Linked DNA regions of Homo sapiens: region 2 is linked to region 1. A link is a contact called in ENCODE Hi-C or POLR2A ChIA-PET data. All regions are on one chromosome and are shown on one strand. Each heading gives the region's core, a stretch centred on a gene start or an enhancer-like site at or near the end of the contact. The rest is flanking DNA. Distances are from core to core; before and after follow the strand shown. Region 1 overlaps CFAP57 (cilia and flagella associated protein 57). Region 2 holds the start of CCDC24 (coiled-coil domain containing 24).

Region 1 (4,626 bases), core at 1,742-4,241:
CACTTGTGTGATTCCCCATCATTGCATGACTCCTCAGGCAGAGGGGGAAGAGAGAGCATTGCTTTTGTTTTTAAGACAAGAGAGATTTGAGTGTGTAAAAGCTAATAGGAATGTGCTCATAGAGACAGGCAGGTTGAAGATATTGGAGAAAGAAAGCGTAACAGATGGAGAAGAATAACAATAACCTGTGCCTGCCTACCCAGCATAGCATCTCTTTCTCTGAGATAGTAGGGTCTACAGCCATAACACCGTGAATGCACCTGATCTTGTCTGATCTCAGAAGCTAAGCAGGGTCAGGCCTGGTTAATACTTGGATGGGAGATACTAGCGTAGGATAGAGTGGATGCAGATAAATTTATAAGTGGCAGAGGGGCAGAATTTGAAAAAAAAAATCCATTTCAGCCTTTGTCTTGGCTTGCGAACAGACCTAAATATGTACATCTCATTAAATTTCCCAACGATCACTCCTCATTCAGGTGTTCCAGAAACAATGCCTCTGATGACAGACATCTGTAACCTACATAACCAGTGCAGTAGGATGCATTTCAATTTAAAATCATCCATCCAACTCTCATTTGCTACTGGTGATAATTAGTGCAGTCTCTCCAGAGAGAAACTTGGCATTATTTATCCAGATCCTTAAAAATCATTCATACAATTTTTCCCAGTATTCCACTTCTAGAACTGTATACTAAGGAAATAATCAGAGAGATACAAAGACTTGTGCAAGGATATTTAGTCTAGTGTTATTCCTATAATAAATAACAAAAATTGGAAGCCACTTAAATGTTCCTACAGCAGAGGAAGGGTTAAATTAAATTCTAAGATATCCATTGAAGAAAATATTTTATTGCCATTAAAATAATGTTTAAAAATAATATTGGCTCAGCCAAGCATGGTGGCTCACGCCTGTAATCCCAGCACTTTGGGAGGCCAAGGTGGGCGGATCATAAGGTCAGGAGATCGAGACCATCCTGGGCTAACATAGTGAAACCGCGTCTCTACTAAAAATACAAAAAAAAATTAGCCGGGCATGGTGGCAGGCGCCTGCAGTCCCAGCTACTCGGGAGGCTGAGGCAGGAGAATGGTGTGAACCCGGGAGGCGGAGCTTGCAGTGAGATGAGATTGCGCCACTGCACTCCAGCCTGGGGGACAGAGCGAGACTCCATCTCAAACATAAAATAAAATAAAATAAAAAATAATAATAATATTGGCTCAGGAAAATATGCATAATATTCAAACAGTTTAGCCACAGCCTGATTTCTGTGCACCCAGGCTAATTAATGTTCATGGGAACTAATTAGAGCTGACATGTACAGCCAGCCTTTTGCTTACTCTGCGGGATCTTGTTCTGTGTGATTTCTCTAGGGGGAGCCTGCTCACTTTGAGTATTTGATGTATCCATTGCACTCAGCACCCATCACCGGTCTAGCTACCTGCATCCGCAAACCCCTTATAGCCACCTGTTCTCTGGATCGATCCATCCGCCTTTGGAATTATGAAACAAAGTAAGGAATGAAAGGCTTGCCTACTTTATTATGCAAGACCCCAGTTGTGAATTTATGTGAATTATTTTAATTACAGTGTTCCAAACTTTAATTATTTAGAAGCTTTCAGTTGGAAAAGATTTTTAAAAAATCAAGTCAGTCAACCTACCTGTTTCTCACTCTTGCGTGGGCTAGAAAACTACTTTGTGGTTTATTTAATGCTTACCACATGCTAGACACTGGGGACATGAAGAGATGAAGACAACACCTCAGTCTCTCACCTTCTTACATAAACTCCTGGGTCCCTCCAGCTCTCCTATCCCCTTGTTTCCCACAGGAACTGCTCTTTGCTTCAGGGAGCTCTCCAGACCCTTTCTTCCTCATCTTTCTCCCAGGACATCACTATCTCAACCACCCCCAACTCCCTCCTGACTTTACCTTCCAGCACAGCTTCCCTGGGAAGCTCCAACCCTAGGTGGACCCCCACCCCCTACTGTTTTCTTTGTTCTTATGTACAACTTCTGGGGCTTCTGGGGAAAAAATACTTGGACAATACTCATGAATTTTGGAATATAAACAGAGCTATGTCTTCAGCATCGCTAGACCACACCTTGACCAGTCTCCCTATCTACCATGCTCCACGCTGGACATTATCCCCTAATAACCAAGATCTAGAAAAGAGAGGAACCAACAATTGCAAACAGTAGTGTGTCTCAAATACGATGATAACAATATATATCAGATACAGTAGATGACTGGAAGGATTTAGTGAGCTAAGCTTACAATTCAGTAATTGATCTTTTTCACAGCACCCTGGAACTATTTAAGGAATACCAAGAAGAGGCATATTCCATCAGCCTTCATCCATCTGGACACTTCATTGTAGTAGGGTTTGCTGACAAACTACGCCTCATGAATCTACTCATTGATGATATACGTTCTTTCAAAGAATACTCTGTTAGAGGATGCGGAGAGGTAAAAAAAAAACTGCTGAAGACAAAAGTCCAGTTTCTTAGAAAGCCACGGCTGAAATATCAGGAACTAACATGATCTGGGGAGGTGGGACCAAAATCTGTCTTGGAGAACTACAGTGGCTTAAAAAAAGGGGGAAGGAGGAAATCCAGTTATTTTCCCAGCAACCTTATTGAGTATATGGTTCCATCCCCATATTCTTATGTCCACCAGACTATTTCATTGAACCTAAAACCTTGTGAGATCCCCGCTATGATAAGTCCTGTCTGTAATTGTGGAATATTAACAAATATTTTAAAAGAAAAGTAATCTCAGAATCAGAGTCACAGCTAAGAAGGTGAGGTTGGAGACGGAGGAGCCAGGGAAAAATAAGCATCAATGGTGAGAGGTAATAAAGAGCGCATCAGCTTTCCCTGAGGTGTCTTGCAGAAACAAGGCAATGATTTCAGGAATTACTTCCCCGGCTCTGAAACATGCTTCTACAGGCAAAATGATTGCTTGTGGTCCCAACGGCTTAATGATTTGTGGGCCTGACAGTGTCAGCATCTGGCCACTATGAGTTACAGGAATAATGAAAGTGTCTGAAAATGTCAGCCACTCCTCAGTCTCATTTGCACCTTCCCCCCACTCCCACCCTCACACGTAGTTTCAGTCTGAACTCGTTGGGAAAAGCACCTCTTGACTGTAACCTCTAATTAGACTGCTCACTTCCTGCTTGCTTGCTCTCTTGCTGTCTTTCCCTATAGTGTTCCTTTAGCAATGGAGGTCACCTGTTTGCTGCAGTCAATGGAAATGTGATTCACGTTTACACCACCACGAGCCTAGAGAACATCTCAAGCCTGAAAGGACACACAGGGAAGGTAAGTGAGTGAACAGTCTCTGGGGAAACAAGGGGCACGGAGCCAAGTATGCCGCCAGCCAGTGGGATACAGGTGAACAAAAGAGAGATGGTTCCTTTCCTCATGGGTTCACTGTCTACTTGGGGAAAGAGACAATAAAACAAATGCACAGACAAATGTAGTTACTAATTGCAGTTCCACTGAAAGAAAAACATGGTGTTGTTGTGAGAGAAATAATGAAGGGGGCGGCATAATTTAGGTGGCTGTATTTGCAAAGGCTTGGTCCTATAAGAGTGAGTAGGAGTTAATCAGACACAACTGGTGGGGATAATCACTGCAGATAGGGATCCAAAGGCCAGAGATGGGAGACTCATAGGGTGTCAGAGAACGTGAAAGTCTGTGGGCCTGGAATGTGGTGCCAGGATAAACCGTGGGGTAAAGATGGGCTGAGATTGGAGAGGTCACAAGGGCCCAAATGCATGGAAACTTGTAGGCCTTGTAAGGATTTATCCTTCTTATTTCTTGAAATCATGGAAGACTTTCAGGGCAGAGAATATGACCGGATTTGCATTTTGAAGGATTACTTTGGCAGCAGAGTGAAGACTATTGAAGGGGGCGAGGGTAGAAATGGTGAGGAGGCTATTGTGGATATCTACACCATAGATAATAGTGGTGGTGATACAGTTAGGGAGAAGTGGATGGATTCAAATGATTTTAGAAAGTAAAGTCGTGGTGGCTTATGCCTATAATCTAAGCACTTTGGGAAGCTGATGTAGGAGGATCGCTTGCACTCAGGAGTTCGAGACTAGCCTGGGCAACATAAGGAGACCCTGTTTCTACAAAAAGTAAAAAATATTAGCCAGGTGTGGTGGCACACACCTGTGGTCCCAGTTACTTGGGAGGCTGCGGTGGGAGGATCACTTGGGCCCAGGAGGTCAAGGCTGCAATAAGCCATGATCACACCACTGCACTCCAGCCTGGGTGACAAGAGTAAGACCCTGTCTGAAAAAAAAAAAGAAAGAAAGAAAGAAAGAAAAGCAAAAGAAAAAAAGAAAGTAAAATCACTAGGTCCTAGAGTAGTAGATTAGATGTGAGGCATGATTAAGAGGGAGAGGCATAGAAAGGGTAAGAAGTCAGCAGATGAATTTGGAGATAAGAGGCCATTGGAAAAGAGAGGCATTCTAGGCAGAAGGACTTGTTGGAGATGATGAAATGGAGGTATGAAATAGGACAGTGCTCATTGGTTCATATGGCTGGAACACTGGACACATTTGAGCAATGATAGAGGGAGTAGGAAAGGTTGGCTGCATCGCAGAAGGTAGTGTATG
Region 2 (4,370 bases), core at 322-2,821, 790 kb after region 1:
CTTATTGACACAAACAATGCATTCTGTCAGTCTTGTGATCTCTGCTTTGACGTTAATGCTGGTCATTTGTTGTGTCTAAGCTGCAAAAGGGCGTGGGCATAACATGGCATGTTTGACGTCCCTTCCCATCATAGCTGGAAACCCTGTTTTTAAGGTTCCCTGGGGTCCCCTTGGCCAAAAGGGGGTCCATTTAGTTGGTTGGGGGGTGTAGGATTTTATTTTTAGTTTACAGTTGTTAGCCCTGATGTGGACCATTTCCATCCTATCTAGGTTTACCAAGATTCAAAACACGAAGCTGACCATGAAGCGGGACGGCATTGGGTCAGTGCGGTACCAGGTCTTGGAGGTGTCTCGGCAACCACTCTTCACCAATATCACAGTGGACATTGGGCGGCCTCCGTCGTGGCCCCCTCGGGGCTGACACTAATGGACAGAGGCTCTCGGTGCCGAAGATTGCCTGCCAGAGGACTGACCACAGCCTGGCTGGCAGCTGCTCTGTGGAGGACCTCCAGGACTGAGACTGGGCTCTGTTTTCCAAGGGTCTTCACTAGGCCCCCTAGCTACACCTGGAAGTTTCAGAACCCACTTTGGGGGGCCTCCTGCCTGGGCAGGCTCTTCAAGTGTGGCCCTCTTTGGAGTCAACCCTCCTTCCCGACCCCCTCCCCCTAGCCCAGCCCCAGTCACTGTCAGGGTCGGGCCAGCCCCTGCACTGCCTCGCAGAGTGGCCTGGGCTAGGTCACTCCACCTCTCTGTGCCTCAGTTTCCCCCCCTTGAGTCCCCTAGGGCCTGGAAGGGTGGGAGGTATGTCTAGGGGGCAGTGTCTCTTCCAGGGGGAATTCTCAGCTCTTGGGAACCCCCTTGCTCCCAGGGGAGGGGAAACCTTTTTCATTCAACATTGTAGGGGGCAAGCTTTGGTGCGCCCCCTGCTGAGGAGCAGCCCCAGGAGGGGACCAGAGGGGATGCTGTGTCGCTGCCTGGGATCTTGGGGTTGGCCTTTGCATGGGAGGCAGGTGGGGCTTGGATCAGTAAGTCTGGTTCCCGCCTCCCTGTCTGAGAGAGGAGGCAGGAGCCCCAGGGCCGGCTTGTGTTTGTACATTGCACAGAAACTTGTGTGGGTGCTTTAGTAAAAAACGTGAATGGAGCAGCTCCCTTGTCTGTTTGGGGGTGGGGGTCGGGTCCCTGAACGTGGTTACCCTGAGTGTGTTGTGGTGGAAGGGCACTTGGGGAACCTGGCCCAACAAGTAAACCTGACCCGGGCCATCCTGGTTCTCCAAGCGCTGCCACTCCCTAGGCTTTCACTGGCCTTAAGGGGAAGTTTGTCCTTGCACTGCTTCCGGGACAGTGGAGGCGACGAAGTAATAAACCCGTGGACCCAGATTTCTCAGGTCTTAACACGTTCCCTGAGGCCTAAAGGTGCCCAGGGCCGAGCCCAAAGTGCTTGGGTCAGGGCTCGGTGGAGCGCCGAGGTGAGTCTGAACTCCCAGCCGGCACGCGCCGCCCGCCGGACCAAACACGGGAGGGGGCGGGGCCCTAGAGTCGCGGCGTGGTTTCCCGGGTGATGGCCACGCGGAAGAGGTGGGGCTAGGGCCCTGGTTCCCACTGCCTGGTTTCTGGGCCCCCGGCATCCGAGTCGGCCAAAAGCCGGGCAGAAGAGAGCGCCAAGGACTGGCAGTTCCGGAACGGGCAATCCCAGCCGAGGGGACCAGCGGCAGAGCACGGGTGGGGCTTGGGAGAGGGCGGGGCCCATAGAGGGGCGGGGTTTGGTGAGCGTTGCCGGCGGGCCCGCGGTACCTCCCGCACTCTGACCTGCGGCCCGTAGGTCCGAGCCGGGGACGGCGGCGTCGGTGGGTCATGCTCCGGCACTCCCCCTCGCTGTGGGAGCTGGTGGAGGAGCACGTTCCGCTCCGGGAGCGACGCGAAGTGAAGAGGATTCTGGGGGAGGCGGCGGTGGACCTGAGCCTGGAGCTGCGGGCGGAGGTGGGGAGAGGGAAGGTGGGCCACGCCCCTGGCCTGCCCCACGACTCGGGTGATTTCCCACCTCTGCGGGTCCCTGGCCCTGCCGGGTAACTCCCGAGATCCTATCCTGGTCTCCCCTTTGACTCCGCCCTCTCCCTCACTCCCCCAGCCCCCACCATTCCGGACACTCCCCTCCCCAGTCGCAAGGTATCCCAGCTCTCCTTGCAGGTGGCGATGTTACGGGCACTGCTCCAAGAGGCTCGATCCTCTCAAGCCCCCAGCTCCCGCCCCATCTCTGACCCCTCTTCTCTTCTGGCACCACCGCCTCTCCTAAAGGACCTCTTGCGCCAGGAGCTCCGGCAGTTGCTCCAGGGTCTCCGCCACAAAGCCATCTGTGAGGGCAGGTGGGAGCCTCAGGCCTGGGCCCTTTCCCTAGATACCAGGTGGGCTAGCGCTGCCCCTAACAAGGAGCCAGGGTTGCCTTTTCTGTGGTTTCCAGAAAGGAGCCTCTCAGCTTCCTTCCTGTGCACCTTCTGCAGGGACCAGGCCCAAGCTTGGGTCCAGTATAGCCCCAGGGTCCTGCACTTTGCCTTGGAGGAGCCCAGGTGTGATTTGCCAGAACAGGAGATATTCCAGATGAGAGGTGGTGGGCCCAGGTAAGGTGATGGTAGGAGAGAGGGATCTGTCCCTGCTTGGCAGAGGGCCCTAGCCCACTGGTGGGTTGCACCTGGCTCCATGCAGGAGATTCCAGTCACGGGCTGGGCACTTCCACCGCCACTTGTGATAGAGATTATCAGCCCATGAGGGCTACTGAAACCCAGAGGAAACACCTGCCTAGCCTGGGGACAGGCAAAGCTTCCTGGAGAAAGTGGTTTGATCTGCGTGTTGTAGTATGAGGAGCAGTTTTCAGGGAGATGAAAGAGAAGAGCTTTGTAGGAAGAGGGAAGAAAGGAAGCCATGTCCAGCAGGCGGTTGTTCCTCTGGCCTAGAGAACAGGAGTGAGGGCTGGGCTAGGGAGGCAGGGAGAGCTGAAGAGGATGGTCACAAATGGTATTTACAGCTGGGACTGAATGAGATAAAATATTCATAAGTGGATGGCAGCAACTTCTTATTCTAATCCTCACACAGCCTGAGGAGGTGGGCAAAATCTCCATTTTGCACAAGAGGAAATTAAAGGCCGGGCATAGTGGCTCATGCCTGTAATCCCAGCACTTTGGGAGGCTGAGGCGGGAGGATGGCTTGAGGCCAGGAGTTTGAGATCAGCCTGGGCAATACAGGGAGACCCCATCTTTACAAAAAGTGAAAAAAAAAATAGTCAGGTGAGGTGGCGCATGCCTGTATTCCCAGCTACTTGGGAGGCTGAGGTGGGATAATTGCTTGAGCTCAGGAATTCGGGGCTGCAGTGAGCTATGATTGCACCTGTGCACTCCAACCTGGGTGACAAAGACCCTGTCTCTAAGAAAAAAAAAAAAGAAGCCTGGGCAACATAGTGAGACCCCATCTGTGCAAAAAAATTGAACAGGCGTGGTGGCACGCACCTGTAGTCCCAGCTACTCAGGAGGCTGATGTGGGAAGAGCACTTGAGCCCGGGATGTCAAGGCTGCAGTGAGCCAAGATGGTGCTACTGCACTCCAGCCTGGGCAACAGAGCACAATCTTGTCTCAAAAAAAAAAAAAAAAAAGGAAAAGAAACTAAAGCTCAGAAGCGATAAGTGATTTGCCTGAAGTCACACACAATGAAGGGTGGCAGAGCTCATTTGCAAACCTAGGCTCCCAAACTCTTACTCTTTGCACTATATTATATTGCCTTTGTGAGAAAAGAAACAGTTGCCTAGAAGTGATATTTGGGTCCTGAAGGCCTGGGGTGAGCAACATGCGGAGAGTGATAGTGACTTCATTGCCAGCAGCGGTCACAGAGATCTCAGCATCATCAAGGACCAACTGAACGTGTCCAACATTGACCAGGTGGCCAGACACCTGAGGTGAGGCCCAGGGGCACCTGCATGTGTATAGGCAGGGGTGGAGACAAGGATGGATCTTGAGGTGCTGGGATTGTGAGACAGGAGGTGGGTAGTATACTTGGCGGGGAGGCCCATGTGCGTAAGGCTGAGAGGTGGAAAGAGCTGGCTGCTATAGAGCTAGTGAGGTTGCTTTCAGGAAGCAGCCAAGTACAGATGCCACGGCCGAGCATGATGGTGCATGCCTATAATCCCAGCAATTTGGGAGGCCGAGGCAAGAGGGTCATTTGGGCCCAGGAATTCGAAACCAGCTTGGCCAACATGGGAAAACCCCATCTCTACCAAAACAAATACAAAAATTAGCTGGGCGTGGTGGTGCACGCCTGTACCAGTTACTTGGGAGGCTGAGGTGAGAAGGGATTGATTGAGCCCTGGAAGGTAAGGCTACAGTGAGTCA

Evidence for each region. Hi-C counts contacts between places; a loop is a spot of excess contacts on that map. ChIA-PET counts read pairs that join two places held with the same protein, here RNA polymerase II (POLR2A). Pooled maps may share reads with other maps.
Region 2: a loop to region 1 is called in a pooled map, with 2.8 times the contacts of the local background. The contact joins the promoter of CCDC24 here to the enhancer-like site in region 1. A Hi-C loop is called at or near these places in 1 of 50 pooled maps. POLR2A ChIA-PET finds 5 or more read pairs at or near these places in 2 of 52 experiments (GM10248 and PC-9).

Annotation. Positions count from the first base shown.
Region 1 is chr1:43,196,185-43,200,810 of GRCh38, forward strand. CFAP57 (cilia and flagella associated protein 57) reads left to right here. Exons shown (of 23, transcript NM_001378189.1): 7 at 1,369-1,508; 8 at 2,297-2,462; 9 at 3,206-3,319. The region is part of intron 4 of LOC105378685 (a long non-coding RNA gene); the gene reads right to left. It also overlaps the pseudogene RNA5SP46. Among named protein-coding and RNA genes, the nearest start is that of CFAP57, 26 kb to the left of the region's middle. Within about 2 kb of position 2,992, at least 2 of the 41 ENCODE cell types and tissues checked have a DNase peak (open chromatin) inside an H3K27ac peak, as active enhancers do.
Region 2 is chr1:43,990,028-43,994,397 of GRCh38, forward strand. It overlaps CCDC24 (coiled-coil domain containing 24), which reads left to right and starts at 1,572. Exons shown (of 9, transcript NM_152499.4): 1 at 1,572-1,719; 2 at 1,820-1,977; 3 at 2,185-2,360; 4 at 2,496-2,612; 5 at 3,860-3,937. The coding sequence starts at 1,852. It overlaps B4GALT2 (beta-1,4-galactosyltransferase 2), which reads left to right. Exons shown (of 7, transcript NM_003780.5): 7 at 271-1,141. The coding sequence ends at 421. RefSeq lists silencers at 1,726-1,835, 1,976-2,025.